Regions from separate parts of the Mus musculus genome. Here region 1 is linked to region 2. The links are chromatin loops, found by intact Hi-C in ENCODE. Cell type or tissue: heart. All regions are shown on one strand. Each heading gives the region's core, and the rest is flanking DNA. Links, peaks and the distances in the headings are about the cores only. Region 1 has its middle 56 kb from the start of Gm29952. Region 2 overlaps Actn1 (actinin, alpha 1).

Region 1 (15,768 bases), core at 3,011-11,010, 120 kb after region 2:
GGCAGACTCCAGTTACAGTAACTCTGAGCTCTCCCATCTGGTCTTGCCTCTTACTCTAGAAAGACTAAGTTATATATTGAGTTTCTATGCTCAGTGCTCAGTATGCAAGGGAGGAAGGCCTGGCAGGCCAGGCTCAAGGTCAAGGCCTGGGGTCTGTCTCATGATAATTAGGACAGTAGGGACAGGCCCTGCTCTCACTAGGTGGGGTCCCTGAGAAGCTGTTGTCTGTACGATGGGTCTTCCTGGACTTACCTGGCCTTAGAGCACAGGAAAGGAAGAGCTGAGTCCCAGGAGGCTCAGCCCACACTATCAGTTAGAGCAGGCTGAAACATTGCTGGCACAGGCCATCAGTGCAGTGCACAATTTCCTGGCAGGCTAGGGTGGGGTATAGGGTAGGGACAGGAAAGAACACAGGGAGTGCCTTGTGGTGACTGGAGTGTTCCATGTCTGGGGTAGGGTTCCACAGGCATGTGATGTAAAAAAAACCACCGGAATTTCTACTGGAATTCTTTCCTGAAGATCAGTGCACTTTACAGAATATAGGTTGCAACTCCATTTTCAAGTATTCCAGAGGCAGAAGCAGGAAGACTGTCATAAATTCAAGGCTAATTTGTTCTATATCGAGAGTTGCAGAATAGCTGGGACTATATAGCTAGACCCTGTCTCAAAACTAACTAACTAACTAACTAACTAACTAACTAGTATATTATAAAAACAAAACAAAACTCAACCTTTCTCCAAAGTATTCTCCTGTGTTCTTTAACCCCAAAGTAAAGAATGTAGTTTTGCTGGGTGGTGGAGACACAGGCCTTTAATCCCAGCACTGAGAGGCAGAGGCAGGTGGATCTCTGACTTCCAGGACAGTTTTGGTCTACAGAGTGAGCTCCAGGACAGCCAGGACTACACAGAGAAATCTGTCTCAAACCAAACCAAACCCAAACCCAAACCCAAACCAAACCAGAACAAAACATCAATGTAGCTTGTGCTGAAGTGAGGACTGAAGTGTGAAGAGTCACAGTGCAGGGAGCATAGAAGCTTCCTGGGTCTCCTGAGTAAGGCAGTAGCTGGGCCCCATGTGGCAGCGGGATCTATGGTGTGCATTATGGAAGCTTTGAGGGTCCGTTTCAGGCGACACTGTTTTCCTTCCATAGTTGAACTACTGTTCAGGCAGACAGTTCTCTCCAGCAAGAGCTGAGGCAGCATTTTCTTTCTTCCCCCTTCTTGCTGATGGCTGTCGGTTTTGAGACCATTGTTGTTCCGGCTGTGTTCTCAGTCATCTACACGTAAATAGGAAGCAGATTTCCCACCAGCAGATCTGAGGATGAAAGGGTCTCTCTCCGCATCTATTTCTAACCCACGTGTTCAATAAAAACCCAGCCTGTAAGCAACCATAAGCCTCTGTGCGTTGAATGAATAGTGGTTAGTAGCAGGTGACAAAAGGTGCAGGCCTTTCTCCATGAGCTCCAGGCTAGCCTGGTCTACACACGCAAATTCTGGGCCAGCTGGGACTACACAGTGAGAGCAGTCTCAAAACAAACAGATGTAAGAGGAAGGGTGGGTATCGGTGCCTGCTGCTGAGCCTTGCAACCTGAGTTTGATACCCAGGACCCACAGGGCAGAAAGAGAGGGTTTCTTTCCGCAGTTGTTCTCTGTGTGGTACGTGTGCCCTTCCCCCACAAAAAAATAATAAATGTAAAACAACATGCAAGGGGAAAGGTCATAATAACTGAAGTGAGATGTTTTTGTTTATCTCTTGGAATTAACTAGAACTAGACAGTAAAAAATAATTATAATGGGTTTTAACAATACACTCGATTGAACACACACTAATTTTTCTTCTTTTGAGGCTGTGACCATAAGGTCTTCTTAAAAATCCTGTTCGAGAGGTGTTTAAAAATAATAGGAGCCATAATTAAGCAAACTTGGCCATAAACTGGCACCTGTGGAAGGCAGGTGGCAGGGACTTCATGAATTACTCTGTTTTCATGTTTTTATCTTTATTAGCTTTGTCAGTATAACATTATTATTATTATTACTATTATTATTATTTTCTTTCATGCTTTTTTTGAGACAAAGCCTCATTAGGCAGTCCCGGCTAGCCTAAAACTTGCTTTGTAGAGCAGGCCTTGAAACTCACAACAACCTTACCCTCAGAGTGCTGAAAGTCCAAGTGTGTACCACCTCACCTGGCTGCAAGGAACTTTAAAATAATCATGCTTAGGTAGAAAGAAGACTCAAGGAAAAAAAATTAAGCACAGAGAATTAATAGGCCACAGCCTCTGACCACCATCTATTAAAATCAGTCATGGATGCCATTCAAGGAGCCCCTCCATTCCTGAGTTCTCAAGTTTCCTTAATAAATCAGTGTTTGCTTTGCTCAAAATAATAATAATTCCCCAAATTCTACTTATAGTTCTTCCTAAGTGTCCTCAGGGGTTTGTTTCAGCGTTTCCTAGCATGCCTCCAGGTCTACAGATGGACAAACCCCATAGAAATGGTGTCCAGTTTGCATATAACCCATGCGTATACTCCCACATACTTCACTCTCTAGAGCACCTGCAAAGTCTAAAGGTTAGTCACTTTTATTTTGTCACTGTGACAAAACACCCGAAGGAACGAGCTAAGAGAGGAAAAGGTTAGCCGGGCGTGGTGGCGCACGCCTTTAATCCCAGCACTTAGGAGGCAGGGGCAGGCGAATTTCTGAGTTCGAGGCCAGCCTGGTCTACAGAGTGAGTTCCAGGACAGCCAGGGCTACACAGAGAAACCCTGTCTTGAAAAACCAAAAAAAAAAAAAAAAAAAAAAAAGAGAGAGAGGAAAAGGTTTATCTTGGCTCACAGCATCAGGGGTTACACATCAGTTCACTGGCTGCATTGTTCCAGGGCCTGTGCCAACATAGAGCATTGTGGAGAAACGGCAAGGTGGGACAGAGCAGTTTACCCATAACAGCCAGGAAACAGGAAGAAATATTCTCTCCCCTTTGTTCCTCCCTATTGAATGCAGCCCCCACAGGATGGGTCTACCTTGCTAATCATCTTAGGAAATGCCCTCGTAGACAGACACACAGCGAAGTGTGCTTCATTGATCTCTTAGGTATCTCTCAATTCCCATCAAGATACCAGCCCAACACAGATTAACCATACCAGCCCAGTGCCATATCACACTATGTAGCAGCTGTTATCCAAGGAATAACAGCAAGTTAAGATGTTGTAAGGTTCAGCAGAGATGCATTTGCCTTTTCAGTCTTCAGCTGGTTCAATTAAAGAATGTGGAGCCCTCATGTATAGATAGATAACTGTGTATAGAAATTAGGGCAAAGAGCTTCCCTAGCATTCAAGAAGCCCTGGGTTTGACTTGCAGTACCAAATAAAAATAGGTAAAAATGGTACACACCTGTAATCCCAGGTCTCCGGAGGTAGAAGCAGAAAGATCACAAACTCAAGGTTATCCTCTGCTACATACAGAGTTGGAGGCCAGCCTGGGCTACATGAGGCTCTACTTAAAAAAAAAAAAAAGAGTAGGAGGAGGAGGGGAAAAAAAAGAAAGAACATAGCAAGAAGCACATTTTCTCTTGGATAGAAGAGAAAAATCAAAACTGAAATTAAAAGTTACCTAGAAACAAATGTTGCAGCGAATGTTTTCATGGTTCATTTATCCATCCCTTTGTTCTGCAGGCGTATCTTAAAAACTCCCCCTGTTCCTGGAACTGGGAGAGGCCAGGGGAGCCAAAGCACCGTCTGGAAAGCTCTCACATTCTCATGACAGGAATAGACAGAACTAGTGACTGACCCTACCCAGCATGCAACAGTAGAGCTGCACAGACCAAACAGGTCAAGGAAGAGGGCTTTGGGATGGAGAAGGAGAGGTGAGGTTCCTGCTGAAGCTGACTAACTCAGCCAGTGGACAGGACGTTCTCCTGGGGATGGTGATATCTGGACAGATGGAGTGAGGCACAGCAGCCAGCAGGAGAGCAAAGCGCAGAGCTCAGGAAGAGGGAGTCAGCGTCCTCTGCACCTCAGTCCCCTAGGCTCTGATGTGACTCCTGACTCTAGGCGCAGAGTACAGGTGGAGGCTGAGCTCTGGCTTGTCTCTTGGAAGCATTGAGTGGGGGGGGGGGGGTTTCAGGAAGCTAACTTAGGTCACAATTTGGGGCACCCTTGATGGCCTTTGGTGCTAGACAGCTCTCCCAGGGGGCCATTTCACACTCAGGCACTATATTACCCTAGACACAGGACTGTTCTCGAAGAGCCAACAGAACTAGCCATCAACAGTTGAGAGACAGAGGCAGGACTTTGAGTTCAAAGGCAGCCTGGGTTACCTAATATGTTCTGGGATACATAATGAGACTGTTTTAAAAATTAGATGAATAGCCCCCACAAACAAACAACCAAGCTGCCCAAAGTTCTTCCCAAGAACAAAGTATATCCATTCAAATAGAGGGAGGGTCCTGCAGTTCCTGTGGCGAGACCCTTGGCCAAGAGTAACAGTTTCATCCTTAGTCCAGAACACACTATGTAGCATTATGTCTGACACACAGTAGGCACTTAGTCAGTGGCAGCTACTATTCTAATAAAGACTTAAGTTACTCGGGACCTGGGAAGAAGGTGCAATCATTAAGAGCACTGTTTGCTCTTGCAAACAACCTGGATTCCCAGCACACACAATGACTCAAACCATATGTAACTCCAATCCAGGGGATTCAACGCCCTCTTTCGACGTCTGCAGGTACTGCATGCACATGGTCTGCACATAAAACACGCAGGCCAAACACCCATACACATAAAATAAATTAAAAATAAAAGACAACTCACTTATACAGAAATTGAATTGAAAGCTGAATTTCCCTGTAGGCTGAGGCCTGGAGAGCCCTCCAGGGCTGGCCTGTGGGAACCAGAGGAAATCTGTTTCTAATAGGGTTCTGTGGAAGCTTAGTGAGTTCTTCTATCCAATTAACAGGCCCAGCGGACACGAGGGAACAGATTGCTTCCTGAGCCTGGACACTGCCATCCCTCATCCCGTGGAAATGAGATTATGATGAGGGCAGGGCCAGAGAGGAAGCTGACCTAACTCAATTATCAGCCCTGGTTTGTCCATTTTAGCCTGGGAGGAGGTGAGAGGGGAGGGTGGCCAGAGCTGCTCAGGAAATGACAAATCTGAAAACATGGCTGAGACAAGCCCACCTCAGCTTCCTTGAGGCCTATCCTGGAGTTAACAGGCTCATCTCTGTGCTCTTCTTATCAAGTGCTGGGTGCAAAGGTCCCAGTGGTGCCTTGGAGATCAATGTGGGCATCCCTTTATAGCTACAAAGACTCTGTCTGCTTAATCTCCCTAGAGACGAGGTGGTGGTTACCTGTCGAGGCCCTCAGTGACATTATTGATTCAAAGACAGCTGACTACACTGTCACTGAGACTAGGGACAGCTGGTCTTGGATTTGTCATAAAGCAGGTATGGAACTTTGGGAGGTCTCAGGTGACAGCCTCAGCTATAAATGAGATTTACGACCTGCGGTAGACACGAGTCTGTGTTCTTGGCATCTTTTCATCTCCTTCTGGAGGGTAAGGCATGATCTCCAGGTGGGTTCACACCAGCTCCCATCAGTCTTGCCTCTTGCCCTCCTACCCTTCAGAGCAGGAAGCCCTGTCCTGGTTTGTAGTGGCCCAGGCAGAGCTACCCTCCGACTCCATTAGGGACTTCAGAAAGCTTCTGTGTCTCGTCCAAGGCAGTGTGTTATCCAGAATGATGGTGCAGCTACCTCAACACCTCAGAAGAGGCCAGCCTGAGACAAAGCAGACACATACAGCAGGAGGCAGAGCCTGGAGAACCACACAGGAGGAACTAGGGCCCCGAGAAATGTTCGGCCACTCCATTCTGGAACCTTTCAGCAGTGCTGGCCAGGCAATAGCTCTCTGTGACATAACGTCATATAGCTTGTGAATGACAAACAGAAATAAAAAAGGAAAGGACATGACTGGTCCTAGGTAGTGGGGGAAAGTTCACTGTAGATAAAAGGGAGAGCATAGCCAGAGGCAGACACATCTGGCAGAGTCCAGAGTGAACAGCATCCTGAGCTGGGACATGTGAGGAAAGGGGGAGGGGGGAGGAGAGAGCTAGTCCAAGAGGTCAGGAGGGTAGAGGGTAGGAGACAGAATAGCCAAAAGGACTGGCTTAGCAAAATGGCTGGATTACATAAGGAGGGTAGCTGGGGGAAGGGCAGCCCAGGACCTGGGCTGGAGAGGTTCAGGGTAGGGGGCAGGGCATGCCAACCATACCCTGTCATAGGTAAGGACCTGCCAGCCAGGTTCACTTTCATATGTTAATGGCACCTCAGCCATTTGTCCTGATTTGAGACCTAACAGTTTGCAGGACAGTTCCTGTTGCCCGGCACCACCAGTATCTTTAGGAACCAAGATTTCATTCAGACTTCAAAGGCTCCTGAGGGGAAATTGGCTTCTGTCATTTCTACCCAAGGATAACAGTTGCACCCTGGGTGGCTCATTGGACACATCCACTCCGTTTCCACAGGAAGGGTGGTCAGGAACCTGTTGGGGACTTTTCTCATTTCTACCTCTGTCTGTAAATTGAGACAGATGAGCATTTTTTTTTTTTTCTAGGCTGGATAAAAGAAGCCCATCGACAGATACGCAGGGGGAGGTGGATGCTTTCTGGCAACTAGCTCTGTCAGAGAGATACTGCATTCCCTGGCTGGCCACTGCGCTTAAACTGGGTTTCGCTCTCTTGTTCTCAGGACGGCTAACTTAGAGTCAGTCTGTCTCCGTTTCTCAGCTCTCAACACTCCCGGCACACAGGATTTCAGCTATGATTATGAATCGACTCTTCCATGTTAACCCTTCTCTTACCTTCCCCAGACTGTTTTGGCTGCCTGTTTGAGGGGCTTGCTGGGCTTGGGATTCAATAAGCATCTAGCAGGTTCTATCTATGGGACAGGACCGTGCTAGGAGTTTTCACATACATTTCCTTATTTCCTATCCAAATTGCTCCTGGTGCTTCATGCTCGTTCCCTAGAAAGAAACTGAGTCACCAAGAGTTCTAAAGGTGCCTAACCAATACCAATACCGGTGCTGATAAAAGAAAATGCATCTTCCTCGAGCTACCACTGACCACTTCTGGTCGGGCGGCTCTGACGTCCCTTTCTTGTTCCACTGTGAAGATGGCAGAGGCTGATGTGATCATGAGATTCTTAGGCATTGGAGGAAGTGTTCTGAGAGCAGATGGCAGAAATTGCCAACCAGACACCCCCTCTTCCCCCCCCCCCCCATGGCAGTACTGAGTTCCTTTCAGGAACCTTTAGCCAATCTGGTTTTCCCAAGTCTGAAGGGCCAGAGGCAACTATGTGCCACTGGGGTGCAATGGCCCTAAGGCAGGGTCAAGGTAGGTGAACCTTGCCCAGTTCCTGTTTGAAACCAGAAGCAGAAAAAGGAAGTGGCCAAGGCCAATTCACAGGAGAATTTTCTCCTCCTTTTAATTTTCCTTTAAATGTTTTTTTTCCTGAGATAGTTTGTGTGCCCTAAAATTTACCCATCCAAAGAACACAGTTCATTATTTTGTGAACTCCTCTGTAAACCAGGTTGGTCTCGAACTCAGAGATCCACCGGCCTCTGCCTTCCGAGTGCTGGGGTTAAAGGGGTGCATCTTCACTGCCTGGCATTGTACTACATTTTAATCACTTGGCACTCACTCCCCATTTTCCCCTGGACCTTTTCATATCACATACAGAATCCAACAGCATGCCATCTCTGTGAATGGCACCTGCCACTTAGCATGTTTGTAAAGTTCACCTCTATTGAAGCATAAATCAATAGTCCCCCCCCTTCTTCCCTCCTCACCCCCCTTTTCTAAAATGGTCTCATGTAGCTCAGGCTGGACCTGAACTCACTAGGCCGTTGAGATTGGCTCTAAACCGTTAATCCTGCACCTACCTCTCAAGTACAAGGATTTCGGTGTGCACCACCATACCCTGCTCTGTGTGTCTTTTCCCTTTTTGGTGGCATAATAACCCATTGTGTCAGTTTACCATCAACTGAGTTGCCCACAGCTCGCAAGATCTTTATGTGACTGTGAAGTCCCTTCTTATGTGATCTACCCAGCCTGCCCTCACGTGGGTCTCCGTTCTAGTGTCTGTGATAGTCACTGCCCTTTGTTTTATATGGCACAGGCAATGTACATTCTCCTTTTATATACATGTCACCTCCCCCCTCCTCCTCTTCTTCCTCCTTTCCCTCCACCACCACTTCCTCCTCTTCCTCCTCCTACTTCTCCTTTGGTTTCTCTGAGTAACAGCCCTGGCTGTTCTGGAACCCACTTTGTAGACCAGGCTGGTCTAGAACTCTCAGAGATCTGTCTCCCTCTGTCTCCCGAATGCTGGAATTAAAGATATGTGTCTCCAGACCTGGCTTTTATAAACGTTTTTTGAGAGAGGGTCTCACTACATAAACCTTCTCTGGACTGGAACCTGACATATTGGCCAGAACTCAACAAAGGTCAGCCTGTCTCTGCTGGTGGAGTGCTGGGACTAAAGGCTCACAATACCATGCCTCACCCTGTACATGCAGTGTTCATTTCCATACATGGTACTGCCTTGGCTATCATTCTGCACTTTCCCCTTCACTGACAGAATCCATGCTGCCATGAGTCTGTCTGGTTATCCCTGCCCATAGCTGTGTAGCCTATGGGAGTGGGTTGCTACCACATTTTACATCTCCCCCCACCCCATGAGGATGAATACCTGTTGGTCCCAGCTCTCTGCTACTGCCCAGAGACCTGCAGTGGGCACAAGTAGGTGTCTGTTTCAGGACCAGGTGGGAACATCTAGAACACACCTCCAGGAGTGGATTGCTCTCTCAGAGAGTGTGTAGTCGCCTCCATTGAGGTTGTGAGAAGTCTTTCTCTTTCCTGGTGGACAACAAGACTGGGACCACAGCGAGACAGAGCTGTTCTCACAAATTCCCCACTCAGAAATGGCAGCCAGGACACACTTTCTGGGTAGGTCTGCACACCTCAGTGTCTCCTTGATGAAGTATACTTGACTATAGAAGAGCAGTTCTAACTCCATCCTGTGTGTGTGTGTGTGTGTGTGTGTGTGTGTGTGTGTGTGTGTGCACGAACAGAGGTGAAGAGGGGCACATGGGCCAAGCACATGTGCAGAGGTCAAAGGCCAGCTCTGCACATCTGTTTCTCTCCCTCGGTCTTTTTTTTTTTTTTTTTTTTTTTTTTTTAAACACAATCTCTCCTGGCAGACTGAAGCATTGAAGATGTACCTTGTTTTGTTTTGTTAAATATTTATTTATTTATTTATTATATGGAAGTACACTGTAGCTGTCTTCAGACATACCAGAAGAGGCCATCAGAACTCATTACAGATGGTTGTGAGCCACCATGTGGTTGCTGGGATTTGAACTCTGGACCTTCAGAAGAGCAGTCAGCTCTCTTAACCACTGAGCCATCTCTCCAGCCCCTCCCTCGGTCTTTATGTGGATTCCAGGCATGGAACTCGGGTCACCAGGCTTTCGTGGCAAGCGCTTTAAGCCACTGAGCCACCTCCCTAGCTGAGGTCCACCTTGTACTTCAGTTCTCTTGAATCCCCCGTAAGCAGCCTGGCCCTATTAAGTGCTGTTATTCTTTATGCCTCATGGATTAGAGTTTTCAAGGGAAATTACTACTCCAAGAACTTGCTTGTGTTTTGGGGGTGCAATGACTTGTAACTGGGGAGAAGTCACAGGAAGGAACGGTTTCCCTACTCACCAGGGAAATGGGGTCTGATGGGAATCTTTTTTTTTTTTTTAAGATTTATTTTATGTATTTATGTATAAGTGCTTTATCATCATGTACAACACCTGCATACCAGAAAGAGGACATCTGATCCCATTATAGATGGGATCACAACCGTGAGCCACCATGTGGTTGCTGGGATTTGAACTCAGGACCTCTGGAAGAGCAGCCAGTGCTCTTAACCACTGAGCCATCTCTCCAGCCCCTGAAGGGAATCTTAACCTACCAGGGCTGTTAGTTTCCCAGAGAGACTCAAACCATCCTGTGTAGAAGATTCTCTTGAGAGACCTCCTAAGTTTGGGGATGTTGGTCACTCAGGCAAAGCTGAGAGCCATGTGGGCTCCTTAAGGATTCCACTCAGAGCCAGGCAGGGGTGGCACATGCCTTTCATCCCAGCACTCGGGGAGGCAGAGACAGGCAGATCTTTGTGAGCCTGGTCTACAGAGCCAGTTCCAGACAGCCAGGTCTATACAAAGAGAAAACATGCCTCAAACAAAACAAAAGATTCCACTCAGCTACAGTGTATATCCCTCTAGCCCACAGTGCCTCTTCAAAGGCAGAGGGGTGTCTGAGAAAGTCTTAGGTAAAGAATCCATTTGTGTGTAATGTGAATCGCTTTGTCCTCATTTTGGTTTCTTGAGTTTGCTTTTTTCATAATAGGCTCTTCATAAAGTGAAAACAATAACCCTGCTTGACAGACCACAGCCCTAAGTGAACAGTCGGTCACCAGCAACGTATGTCACTGAGGCTTGCTGGCAGCTGGGATGGGAAATAGTAGCTACGGTGCCTAGGGCTCCCCCAAGCTGCTGCCATTTCTTTTCTTTCAAAACTTCTGGTTTTCTAGATGCTTCAGAAGTGTTTAGGAAAAGAAGGCAACCCTGATTTCACAACACGGAGCTTCGTCTGCATGTGTGCTCCCATAAACGCGGAGAAGGAAGATGGGGAGATGGTATTTTCAGTCTCCACGACCCGCCACCTATATTTCTTGTCAGCACTTTGCTTTATAGCAGCATCAAGGATGATGGCCAACAGGTCATCAGACACAATGGTGAGCATAGAAAAGGTGGGGTTTTTTTTTGTAACCAGGAGAGGCCCAGGACTATAGAGCTGAATAAGCTTGTCAGTCCTCTCTCTGCTGTAACTGAGGGGCAGCAGCAGCTGGAGATCAAAGTCCAGCAAGGAGCAGGAAGTGACTCAGAATGGTGTGGGGCAGGAGACCTGGACCTGCTAGTGACGCTCCTTTTCTGCTTCATTCTTCACTTCCACTGAGGGAGGGCCTGATGTCCCCTCCAGGGGGTCAGAATTTGTACAGCAGGAAATGTCTGGGAAACTGTGTAGCAGGACCATTCCGTGCCTCACTCCCCATGAGGATGGACAGGAAGACAGCACCTGTAACTGCAGAGTTTGCCTTCACCTAACTTCTCTACAATCTGAGCTAGTTGCTGTTGGGGCTAGGAGAGGGGGAGGGGAGACCCAGTATCTATTCACAAGCTCTAGGAGGAAGGGGTAGTAAAAAGAACTGACAGGCACTAATAATGCTCCTCTCTGGTCTGGCTATTCTCTGTGCTAAGATTGTATTGAGCCAGTTAAGCACATGACCAGCCAGTTAAGCTGGCTGTATGGAGTTTGCCGTTATCCTCTAGAGCCTAGATCTTCTAGATTTTGAAGGTGGGAACTCTAGAACCTGAGGAGAGTGGAGACCTGATTCCTTCCTGTCTGCCAAGGCCTGTCCCAACCCTGCAGGAGACTACATGATCTACGACTGCATTAATGGTTGTAAGGGCCAATTTCAACTAGAACAGATGAGCTAGTAATCCAAAACAAAAATATAGCTTGGTTGTCTTTTTTTTTTTTTTTTCCTCTCTCCTAAGACAGGGTTTTTCTGTGTAATCCTTGCTGTCCTGGAACTTACTCTGTAGACCAGGCTGGCCTCAAACTCAGAGATCTGCCTACCTCTGCCTCCTTCCTTCCTTCCCTCCTTTCTTTCTGAAGGTGCTGAGAGTACAGATGTGTACCTCCCTTGGCTTTGTAAACCTGACCTCCCAGCCATTTCAGTCTTTAGGGTAAGTCTGACTCTTGCATAGGAGATCCTAGAGTCACACTTGCCATGTCGTACCAGCATCAGCCCAGCCTACCCTTCCTTCATTCCAAGTGGAATCCAAGAACTTACTTTTCTCACCCGGAGGAGGAGAGGTTAAAAGTGCAGTGTTTAGCAGGTCCATACAGTCCCCTCAGGAGTAACTTATCTCCCAGTCTTAGGAAGTGTTTGCCTACTGGACTTGAAACCAGGGGGCAGGGGCGGCGGGTGGTGGGGGATCAGTAGACATAGCTGCTGACTGGACTATCTCCATAGGTCTCTCCGTGGGATCTTCAAGCTGGGGGAACCGTGATCCAGGCACTGACTGACCTTTGTGCCAGCCAACTCTTTCCTGACAGATGTGTGGAATAAGACAGAGCTGAGGCCAGCGTCCACCTTTTGTGCTGATCCATCTCTCTCAGTGGGTTTAATCCCCAGCGCCACAACCCCCCACCCCCCAAACCGTAAAGGACATGAGCTGCACACTGCTCATTCCGGCTCATTTGAGAAGACTCAGTGTTCCAGAGCAGAGTAAAGCTTGGGCTTGCACCTAGGAAGACTCCTTTCCTCACCAGGCCTTGCTCCTTAAGAAAGAAAGAGAGAGAGAGAGAGAGAGAGGGAGGGAGAGAGAGAGAGAGGGAGGGAGGGAGGGAGGGAGGAAGGAAGGAAGGAAGGAAGGAAGGAAGGAAGGAAGGAAGGAAGGAAGGAAGGAAGGAAGGAAGGAAGGAAGGGACAGGGTCATTCTATGTAGCCCTGGCTATCCAGAGAGTTGATGTGTAGGCCAGATCAGAATTCTGCCTGCCTCTTGCCTCCAAGTGGCTGGGATTAAAGGCATGTGTCACTGCATGCAGCCATCAGGTCCTTTCTTGAACTTGAAGGGTCTTTTAGTCTCAAGCCCAGGCATGGGCTTGTAAACGGAAGCAATCAGGTTCCTATTCTCTAGTTCCTTGTATTTCCCCATGTCCTGCCCCTCCCCCTCAGCATGTTGATGACTTTTCTCTTACAGCCAACCAGAGCTGAGAATGTGGTCAGAGGTGCAAGCTCTTGGGTGTAGGGGGAGGGTGTCCCAAACTCAAGTCACTCTTTTCTTTTGTCAAAGCCTCCACCTGACACAAGCTGCCTCCGTGTGACCATTTGCAATCCCTTACTATTGCTGTACATTGTGATCCAGCCCCAGTCACACTTGATAAGAGTGAGGCCATAAGGAAATCATGCAGGAAGCCAGGCCCCAGAGACCACATTCAGGAAGCAGTGAGATCAGTTGGGAGCACCAGCCTTAGTGATCAGCAACTGAAACTCCACCTTTGAAATGGGACAGAAGAGGCTGGTGAGGGCTCTCCCCCTCTCTTGTAGGGTCAGCTCTTAAGGTCCCGCCTGCTTGGTGCTTTGTCTGCTGTATGACACTGTGTTCTGACCTCTCTTCAGGCAGATGTGCTTTACTGGAAACCATTTCACCTTTAAGTGTAATTCCATTGCCTCTTTTCCACCAGTAATGCAAACCGCTCACCTCTCACATTTCTCTGCCCTAAGAACCGCGGCCATGCTCCCACATCACTAATTCAGCTCCTTTACCACTGCAGGCAGCAGATGTGAGCTTTCCTTCCTTGATCTATTGATCTATCAGACTTCCTTGCTGGTTTTTATGGTTTAGCCTTTTTGGATGAGATACTAAGATATTCTCTCTTCTCTTCTTTCTCTTCTCTCCTCTCCCCTCCCCTTCTCTCTCCTCCCTCCCTCCCTTTCTCTCTCTCTCTCTCCTTCTCTCTCTCTCTCTCTCTCTCACACACACACACACACACACACACACACACACCCCTCTCAATCAACCCTGCATAGAAAACTGGTTAACTCTTCTTTGGCACATGCAGCGGTTTTCCATGGCTCCCTCCTTCCCAGGTTCTTAGGGATGGCCCAGCACCAGGTCTAAGAACTTGACCTCAGAAGCCCAGAGAGCTTTGGTGTCTCACTTCTTAAGGTCTAGGTCTTTTTCTAGTATTATTATATTAAAATTTTAGTTTAATAACATTTGCCACCCCTTATCTCAACCTTTATAAGCTTGTTGTGAGCAAGGATCTATGAGATCTCTATCAGCCATGTCTGGCTTTTAAGCTTCCAGCTCTTAGGGGTGGCACTACAAAGGGTCAAAGGTCTAAGAGGTCTCCCCAAAGGCTCCAAAGCAAGCTTTGCAATGTCTATGGTAATGGGGAGATCTACTCTCTTCCAGTGCTTGTAGGCTGAGACTTGCTGTCAAACAGTATTCTTTCTCTGGAGGACCTTGACTATCCATATTTCTGATGGACTGACATCCAAAAAGCCTTCTTGTGGGGCGTGCACATGGATGTCAAGCCAGCAAGCACAACAACAAAGAGAGGTGCCAACGACAGGAATACTTGTGTTATCATGTCATCCTCAGATATGTGCCTTAATGTACATCATTCTTTTTTACATATACACATGCATACAGATCCTATGTTGGTTCTCTCTTACACACACACACACACACACACACTCACACTCTGAGGAGCCTGAGGTTCTGAGTAGTTAGTTGTCAAAGATCTTGGCACACAGTCTGGCTCTGTTGGGCACTATGGTGATGTCTCAAAAACGATGTCTGAGTAGAATCTAGAGAGCCCTCTGATCCAAGCTTCTGGAATGGAAGGAGCCACATTTTAGAGTTGAGGGACCTATTTGACAGTTCCCAAGTGTCTAGGGTAGTTGCCTGAATCCTGTCCTTCACTCAGAACCAATGTAGGCTACACTTCGTGTTCAAGTTCGGTGCTATTTCCACTCCCAGGTCTCTTAGGAAGATAGTAAATTAGCTATTATTTAAGGTGTGGTGTCTTGGAGTGCTTAGAAATGCTGGAGCACACTGACTCTGAGACCCTGAGGACACAGTGGGGGCTAGGGAGGTTGCTCACCAGTTAAGAGTGCATACTACTTATGAGGTGGCTCACAACCATCTGTAAACTCAACCTTTAGGGGGATCAGATGCCTCTGGCCTCAGTGGGCAAGCTCACATTCACACACTCACATCATTAAAATCACAGGAAGTGTCATAAAAAAGGTAGGGGCAAGCCTTCAATAGTCACTAACCAGAGTGGAATGGTTTGTACAAGCCTGTTACTCTGAAATGCTGCCAATCACCACCATACTCGCCATGATTAACTATGCTGGTGCTCTGGTTAGCAGTCTCAACCCCTCCCTTTTCTATGCTATTTATGCATTCTAGAAGTTCTCTACACTTCTATTGACTTCAGTGATAAAGTTGGGAATAAACCCGAGGGTTTTGTTTAGTGACTATTCTGTTTCTCGGTGCTGGATATCAAACCCAGCTCTGCATGAGGCAGAGCAGGCAAGTGCTATACCACTGAGCCCCAGCCCCTGACTAGCATTTTGCATGCCGGCAAATGGATCCAGGAAGCTGTTGACACTACTGGATACTCCATTTCTTTCATTGCAGTCTATCTTCTAAACCACCAGATGTCTTCCCTTTCAACTTCCCTTGACAACACAACTTCCCTTCTGTCCAAGGACTTTGTGGGGAGCAGGGTATCTTAGTATTTGTCTTTCCCTAGCTTTGGTGGCGTACTGACAGATAAAGGGAAAGGAAGCCAGCATTCTGTACTTCTGCTGGAATAGCCTGTGAGCCGAGCAAAGAGTCATTTCCCAACTTAGGCCTTTTGAGATGCTAGATAACGACTCCCAGTGGGGCAGGCTCCACAGAATCCTTCTAACACATTGAGAACTGAACTGAGTGACGACTTCTGCTTGTGCACAGTAGAGGTCAGAGTCATCTTTGCCTCTGAGTTTCCATCCCGGAAGAATCATACCCACTAGCAATGAAGTAAAACTAGAGCCCAGACGGGTTAGACTATCATTTATACTGTCAGAAGCACTGGGTCTTCA
Region 2 (8,000 bases), core at 1-8,000:
TCTCAAAAATAAAATAAAGCTACTTTGGAAACAGCAGAGTTTCCCCCAGGGCCCTGTCAGCCACCAGGAGTCCATCTGCACTGTCCTGCCCACAGAGCACCCTGCAGGACATGGAGGTGGGGGTGGGGTGTAACAGGTGAGGCGTTCCACGTGCAACTGCATATCATAAAGACTTTATTGAGGGAAAGGGGCGAGTTCTGGTGTGGCTGAATGATGGAGGATGTGGGTACCTGTTTTCAGGTGCATGCAAACCCAGAAGTCAGGGGAGAAAGGACCAAGGAAACAGCGATCACAGCATATTAGCCTCACCTTCAGCTCCGATGGACACCAGCTTGACCCCTTTGCTGGCTATGAAATCCAAGGCCTTGTTGACGTTGGAGATCTTGTGCACTCTCATCTTGCCTCTCTCTGGCTTGGCCAAGCGTTCACCTGATGAAGAGGAAGGGAAAATGAAGGTGAGGTGCAAGTGTCCAGGAGCCAGGGTGAGCCACACTCCCCCTCGGCCAAAGCGTTTCTTAAATGGGCATGCGCATGGTGTTCCTGTCAGATGTTTGCAGTTGTCATCTAGGCAGGCAATCAGAGAGAAGTTGAGGCTACCTGGATTCTTCCATTACCCAGAGACAAGCCTCTGTGTGTGTGTGTGTGTGTGTGTGTGTGTGTGTGTGTGTGTGTGTGCGCGCGCGCGCGCGCATGCGTTTGTCCGTGCGTGAGTGCACACTCGCAGGCTTGAGGAAGCCAGAAGAGGGTCCCATGGAGCTGGTGTTACAGGGAACTGTGAGCCACTCACTGTGGGTATTTGGTACCAAGCCTGGTTCCTCTGGAAGAGCAGCCAGCCTCTTAACCACTGAGCAGTCTCCCTTCCTCCAGCACATGTTATGTTACTAACAGATGCCAGAAACCGGCCAGGTTCTTGGAATATGGGAGTAAACGAGTTTCCTGCCTTTGATGTGACTGTAGTCCAGTAGGAAAGGAAGAAGGAAAAGAGGAAAGAAGAGAGGAGAAAGAAGAAAAGACCCCACTCACTGGAAAACCTCTGCTTGTGCCCGTACACCGCCTTCATGTGGGCACTCTCAACTCCGCTCCAGGGCCAGCTTCCTCACACACACACACCCTACCCTTCTCCTCCAGTTTCAAGATCAGGAGACTAAAAGAATTTGAGGGACAGTGTGTGTGTGGCATGGGGTTGGTTTGCTGAAAGTTCCACTAAAAGTACCCCGAGAACAGACATTGTCCAGGGACCTATCAAAAGAACCATCATGCCTCCCTGCTACAATGAGCTGACACCTCCAAAAGGATACACGAAACAGGTGCATGGAAGCAAGATGGAAGTAGGAGTAGATGTGGGCCAGGGGAACCCAAGCATGCTATAAGCAAAGCTTAATGAGTGAGTCAGAAGACCAGAATGCAACAGAAACAAAACCAGGCAGATCGGGCCAGGGCACATGAATGGACTAGAGGCATTCATGTTACAGTCTGGCAAAGAACTAGTCTATTCTGAGGGGGACCTGAAACTCTGTGGGAAGCTGTGTTTAAGGGGAATGGGCTAATGAAATCTCAAGACAGCATCCATCTCATTCAGGCTGTGGCATAGTTATTGGCAGGTGCTCTTAGCAAGGTTTACAGTGAGAATCAAGGGCAAAGAGCAGCATGGAACAATCTGGAAACCCTGAAGCCACACCTGAAAAAGAGCTAAAAGCTGTGGACAGGCAGGGTGTGACTGTTGGAGATCAGCGATGTTAAAAAGAAGCCTCAGACAGTATTGATAAGATCCTCCAGGAGTTTCTTTCTTAATGGCCTTCCCCAGCTAAGTCCTTCTTCCACTGTGTGGGACCTAACTACTTGTGACTGACAGAAATCTTTTGAACACTATTGACTTAGCAGACTACTAGCTCCCATCAAAGCTTAGAATGTCATCAGATAACATCTTGGGCCTACAGAGAAGCCTGCCCCATCTTGTAACTGTCTGTCTGATGCAGCCACCAACATATTTTAAAACTGTCTTGATTTATGACTCTCTTTGTTCTGTATGACTACAAAAACTCCACGATCCATGCTGCAGTATAGAATCTGGGATAAACTAAATCTGTGTTTCTGGGCCATGGTCATTCAAAACAGCTCCAGAATAAAATATCCCTTATTCTCTTTAAAAACACAAAACCAAACCAAAACAAGACAAAAAGTCAAACACTTTACACTAGGTTAGGAGGAAAATGTCTTATAAAGATGCCTTTGACATCTAAGGAACTGGCCAAACCCCACCCATCACAGGCTTCAGACTTTCCTTCCCTCCAATGAGGAAGGAGAGGAATCAGAACGAAGTATTCAGGCATATGCGTATATAGTGAGACCTATTACTTTATATGGTGACTAAAAATTAATAATAACACAAAAGCAAGGCATAAGGAAAAAAAAGAAGTTTTCCTTTGAGAAGAGACAGCTCCAGAAAGCATCTTTCCTATGTCCAGCATCCAGGCACTCAGAAGCCACTGCAGGGTCGGACAGGGGGATGTGCAGAAAGCTTGGCTCCATCCTTATGATGCTGGTTTTGTAGGCGTGCAGAATTCAAGAGTTATAGAGCTATGGCAGTGTCTATCCTGATTTCAAAGGAAGGCCCGGGAGGCAGGGAAATGTATAACACGGTTGAATTACCTACAAAGAGCTCTGTTGGGGTGAAGCCTACGCTATAATGGAAACCCCACGGATGCTGAACATGCTGGGAATATGGAATGTCTGCTAATGAAAGCCTCAGGCAGTGGATGCAGCCAACACAAGAGAAAAACCACGAGGAAGGAAGGGCTACCCAAGACCACTGAAGCTCACATCATACCACCATACCTCCCCAGGATTGGACATGGTTGTGCCGGCTACAATCTTCACTCTTGAGTTCTGTTTTGTTTTTTGTTTTGGGGGTTTGTTTGTTTGTTTGTTTGTTTGTTTTTTGAGACAGGTTATAGCCCTGGCTATCCTGGAACTCACTTTGTAGACCAGGCTGGCCTTGAACTCAGAAATCTGCCTGCCTCTGCCTCCCGAGTGCTGGGATTAAAGACGTGCACCACCACGCCAGGCTGAGTTCTGGTCTTATTTCAGTACTATTCTCCCTTCTTATGCCCCCAGCTCTCTCATTAGTGCCACGGTATGTTAGAGGTATTTATTGCAGGGGTTCACAACTAAGGGATTGCCTTGAGTCTCAGTAGAGACTCTGGGCTTAGATTTCTGAACAATGTTGGAATTGCCAAGTCCATGGGAACTCATGGAGATAAATTGAATGCAGTCTTCTGGGGTCCAGGGGTAGAATGTTATGATTTAAAGTGACGTGTTCCGGTATCAAGTTGACAAGAGGCAGCCTGTGATGCTCAGTCTTAAGTGTTGACTTGAATGGATTAAGAGATGCCAAGATTAGTCAAGTACAAGCCTGGGTGTTCTCAGAGATAATTACATCATTAGGGATCCGACCCAATCAACAGGTTAATGCCTTGACAGATTCATAATATGATGGCATCATTAAAAGTCAGTGAAGGCAAAAGGCAGGGCTCTTGGAGGAAGAATATCACCGGGGGCGGGGGGGGGGGACCTCTCTGGCCTCTTCACACACCCGTTTCTTGGCCTCTTGCTGTCATGATGCCCACTGAGCCGCTCTACCACATCCTCCCTGCCACAACAGGCTGACGCGTGTGAAGCCACGAGCCAAAATAAATAATCCCTCCCCTTTAAAAAAAAAGCCAAAATGATTATGTTTTCCATTGTGTATATTTTGCCCTGCTCAGGTTTCACTTTAAAGGAAATATGAAAAGTTGTTTTTAAAGAACTGAATCTGTCGAAGTCACGCAAACACAGGGAACAGGATGGCATGTCATCTGGGGAGCCGTGGCAGAGGGCCTGAGGTCCGCTACCTTTTTGGGAAGAGTCGGTTGGAAACAAAGCAGGTGCCAGCTCTCAAATGATCCTAAGGGCTCTGCAAAGGAATGCGAGGCCCAGACTGGAAGCCCTCGGGGAGGCACAAAAGCCTTCCAAGCGAGGGAACAACGTGACCATATTTGGGCTGTCAGAGGATCTTAGGCCTGGGGCGGCTTCACAAAGCGGGACTTCAGGGAGGAGGAGACAGGGAGGAGACAGAACCTAAGGCCTTCCCGGCCTTCCCAAGGTTTCCTCTAGGTGGGAGTCACCAGAAGCCCACAGGACAAAAGGCTCGAAGGGGATCATGAAAGAAGGAAACAGACAGCCAAGAATGCAAACGTCAAGTTGGAAAGAAAGGTAGAGCAGAGCAGTCTGTGGTCCCAGGCTTGGTTTAAGATAAGATGAAGTGTGCAGCAAAAACAGAGGGCCAGCTACTGCTTTGAGCACCCAAGAGGACATGCACAATGCTATTATTTGGATGTGGTTTGTCCCCTAGTGGTTCAGGTCCTGGAAGCTTGGCTGGCTGCAGCATGGTGATTCTCCAAGTCATAAGACAGGGCTAAGGTCATTAGGGTAATCCCTCCAAGGAATGAGAGTAAGTGGTGTGTGCTACTTTATTAATCGTGATGATGTTTCTTAATTAGAAGTTATGATCTTAATTAATTCTCTTTTTTTTTGTATTTTTTATTATATGAGAATTTTGCTTGCATGTATGCGAATGCACCACATGTGTGCCTGGTGCCCAGGGAGGCCAGTGTGAACGTGGACAGAACCCAGAGATACCACCGGGTCCTGGGCTGGGGCCGGCTCACCTGAGATGACCTCCAGGAGCAGCATGAGCTTCAGGCCATCTCGGAAGTCCTCTTCGATGTTCTCGATCTGTGTCCCCGCTTTGCGCAGGTGGGAGTTGCACCAGGCTGTGAACGTCTAATACAAAGGGAAGACAGGCAGATGGTCAGTCTCCTCATGGGCCACCGTAGTCTCTGAGGCACGCACCCCAGGCCTCAGTGGCTTCCAGGGTCCTCGCCCCACACTTTCTTAACAGTTGTTCTACGAAAGGCCTTCAACAGGCTTGGGCCATCCTCAGCGTATAAGCCACGTGAAGGGACCAGGGAAGGTGGCCACCCACTCAGCAGAATCCATAGTCACTCTTAGTGTGGTTGTTCCATATGGTCACATTAACTTATCCTCTGCCCTTAGTATATATGTCTGCCCCATCGTCCTGCCAGGTCCAGGTGTTTACTCAGCATCTGCATCCAGGACGGCTCCAGGGCAGCTACTCACAGGTGCTCAGTCTACCCTGGCAGATACTTCAACGGGGCCTGCACTTTCCCAGCTGCAGATATTCTCATGGATCCTGAACAGCAGTGAAGCAGCCAGCACTCCAATTTTCTTAGGGTCCCCAAAGCCATTGTCACCCCCAGTCATCAGGAAGTAATCTAGAGAACAGGACAACCTCACTCCTGCCCCACCGTTACCCCCTCCTAGCTACTCATTTTTAATTAAATAAGAAAGGAGGAATGTTGGCTTACAGGAACTTCCGCTAGGCTCCTCCCAGGAACCTAGCAAGCTTATGTCATTGGCTTACATCATCAGCTTACATCATCACCTGCCGTCTTTACCTGCTGCTGCCAGGCATGGGTGAGAATGAAAAGACTGCTCACCAGCCCAGATGTTTTTCTTTTTCTGTTCCCAGCCAGTCTTCCTGTCTCTGTCCCCCCCCCCGCCCCCATCTGTTCTTTGTCCCCCATTATCTGCCCCATTGGCTCTGCTCCTGTCTGTCTGCCTCTACCCCTTCTCTTCCTTTCCTTCTCCCAAGCCTCCCTTATATTAGGTTTGTTGCATGTTGTGATTTCTCAGGAGGGCATCTTGGCATGGGCCCGCCAGGTGTCTCCCCACCCCCGCAGAGTTACATTTCAAATATTACACAGAATGTGTAGATCTTTAAAGTAAGTACAGTTACTCTGTTTCTACACAATCTCTCCCAACTGCCACCTGTCCATACTTCACTTTGGACCCGAGCCACCACACTGCACATTCTCTGGGGCCAGGGATGGGAGTGTCTTATTCCACGATCACCACCTCCCAACCCCTTGTTCTTTTGTTTTGTTTTGTTTTGTCTTGTTTTTTGAGACAGGGTTTCTCTGTATAGCCCTGGCTGTCCTGGAGCTCACTTTGTAGACCAGGCTGGCTTTGAACTCAGAAATCTGCCTGCCTCTGCCAACCCCTTGTTCTTAAGCCCCGTCCAGACCCATCCTCCAACCTTTAGCCCCTTCAACCCTCAGCCAAAGGCTTCCCAAAGCTTCCAGGGAAACTGGCCAGTGCTAGCAACTGGAAGACAAACTGGAGTTGCCCAGCTGAGGCCTGTGAGTCTTGAAGAGGGGGGAGGAACTGAGGGAGGAAGGGGCTGTTGTAAGAAGACGATGGCTTGTGAAAGGCGAAGGGCTGTAGAAAGGAGCTATCAAACCCCACTTCCTGGGGAAGCTGTGGTGGCCAAAACAACACCTGTGTTTGTTCAGGTCTCCAGGACAAAGCTCTGGGGCTAATAAGCTTTGCAAGGAAGAGTCAATAAAAGCCCTAGTCCCCAGAGCCTCAAGGCTCAGTGCTCTGAACCCATCCAAAGTATTAAAGAACCCTACAAGCAGTAGCCATAAAGCCCAGGCATGGGGGGTGTGGAGTAATACAATGTTAAGAATGCACTCTCCTGTGAACCAGATCTGAATCCACTGTTCTCGGAACTCCAGCTCCCTTGGCAGTAAAATAGGGATTGCAAGGTACTTCCAAGTCCACAGGGTTTAAAAACCAACTTACAAAGTGCCTGCCACGTAGTGAGGGTGCCATTAACAGTAAGAAGGAAAAAGATACCACCACCACCACCACCACAAACCATGACAGGGCTGGGGAGGAGGGCTGGCTCCACTCTGGGCTCTCTCTCTCTCTCTCTCTCTCCCTCTCCCTCCCTCTCTCTCTCTCTCTCTCTCTCTCTCTCTCTCTCTCTCTCTCTCTCTCTCTCTCTCTCTCCTCCCTGCCTCCAGCCACAAAGCTACCCAAGGCCCCACCTTTTCAGGTGCTCCTGAGGGACCTTTGGGACTGGTGCCAATGTGTGCTTGAAGAACAGCAGAGGGGGGCAGTAAATTCTTGACAGCAACTCTGTGCATCACCGCAGACCACAGACCACCATGTACCGCCCAACTATGTTCTCTCCAGGTTGCAAGGTCCCCGCAGAAAGATCATCTCCTTAGCAGTGCCCCCAGGATTCAGCAAGGAAGGAGGAGAAGCTGGCAGCCAAAGGGACACCCACTGCAGAAACTCCTGGCCCCAACCAGGGTGGGCAGTGCTACACGCAGAGGCCTAATGGACCAACCTCATTTAAATAAAGGGGCAAGGACCCACAGACCTGCCTGCACCCCTGGCCTTCCTTTTTCTAACATTCCCTCACACCAAAAGTCTTCACTCTTCTCTGGGAGCCTGTTCATCTCACAGTCTAATAAGGAGACAGGGAGAGGGAGAAGATGGCCAGCCCCTTCACAGTCCACTGCGCTCTAGAAATGTGCTCAGAGGAAGGGTGTGCCACACAGGGTCTCAGGAGCCATGCTTAAGCAAGGACCACACTGAGACCTACTCCAGAGCTGGAACAGTGCCTTTGCTGTCACCCCTCTACTCCTATACCTCTCCCCACCATGCACACAAATACACACAAACATGCATGTGTGTTCATGTGTGTCCAGTGGCCAGCCTCTTCAGATCTTGGGCAGGGATTGAAAACTGGGAGGAACTTGGGTCCCCTCACCCATCCCTGACCTTGGTAACTAACGGTGGCACGAAGGGAAGACTGTATCCACGGAGCAGGGTATCTGAGGGACACATAGGAGAGAAGTTCATGGGTTGGCCGGTGAGATACATCTTGTCCCAGTTTCCTGGCTTCTACCATGTTCTCATTTTGCCCTTAACAACTACCATGGCAACATGTCTCCTTTAATATACCCTTAGAATCTCTCTGGTATTTGAGAAGGTGTCCTTCCTGTCTCCTGTGAACCACACAGCCTTCTCCATATACCTCAGTGATCAGAACTATACAATGGGGACAACAGTTAACTACCAGGCAT

The links. A loop is a pair of places that touch in the nucleus more often than their neighbours do. Peaks named below come from ENCODE experiments on the same cell type or tissue, not always from the same donor. Only the 100,000 strongest peaks of a DNase experiment are listed, where the experiment ranks them.
Region 1: it touches region 2 in a loop (2.1-fold over the local background); 2 of 42 quality-filtered maps call a loop at or near these places.

Annotation. Positions count from the first base shown.
Region 1 is chr12:80,318,883-80,334,650 of GRCm38, forward strand. No RefSeq gene overlaps it. Among named protein-coding and RNA genes, the nearest start is that of Gm29952, 56 kb to the left of the region's middle. In heart, for the core only: a CTCF peak has its summit at 4,714; DNase peaks (open chromatin) are centred at 5,029 and 6,129; H3K27ac peaks cover 2,362 bases.
Region 2 is chr12:80,204,653-80,212,652 of GRCm38, forward strand. Actn1 (actinin, alpha 1) reads right to left here. Exons shown (of 21, transcript NM_134156.3): 2 at 4,707-4,821; 3 at 310-429. Among named protein-coding and RNA genes, the nearest start is that of Actn1, 52 kb to the right of the region's middle. In heart, for the core only: no CTCF peak of the experiment used is centred there; DNase peaks (open chromatin) are centred at 3,703 and 3,982; H3K27ac peaks cover 4,845 bases.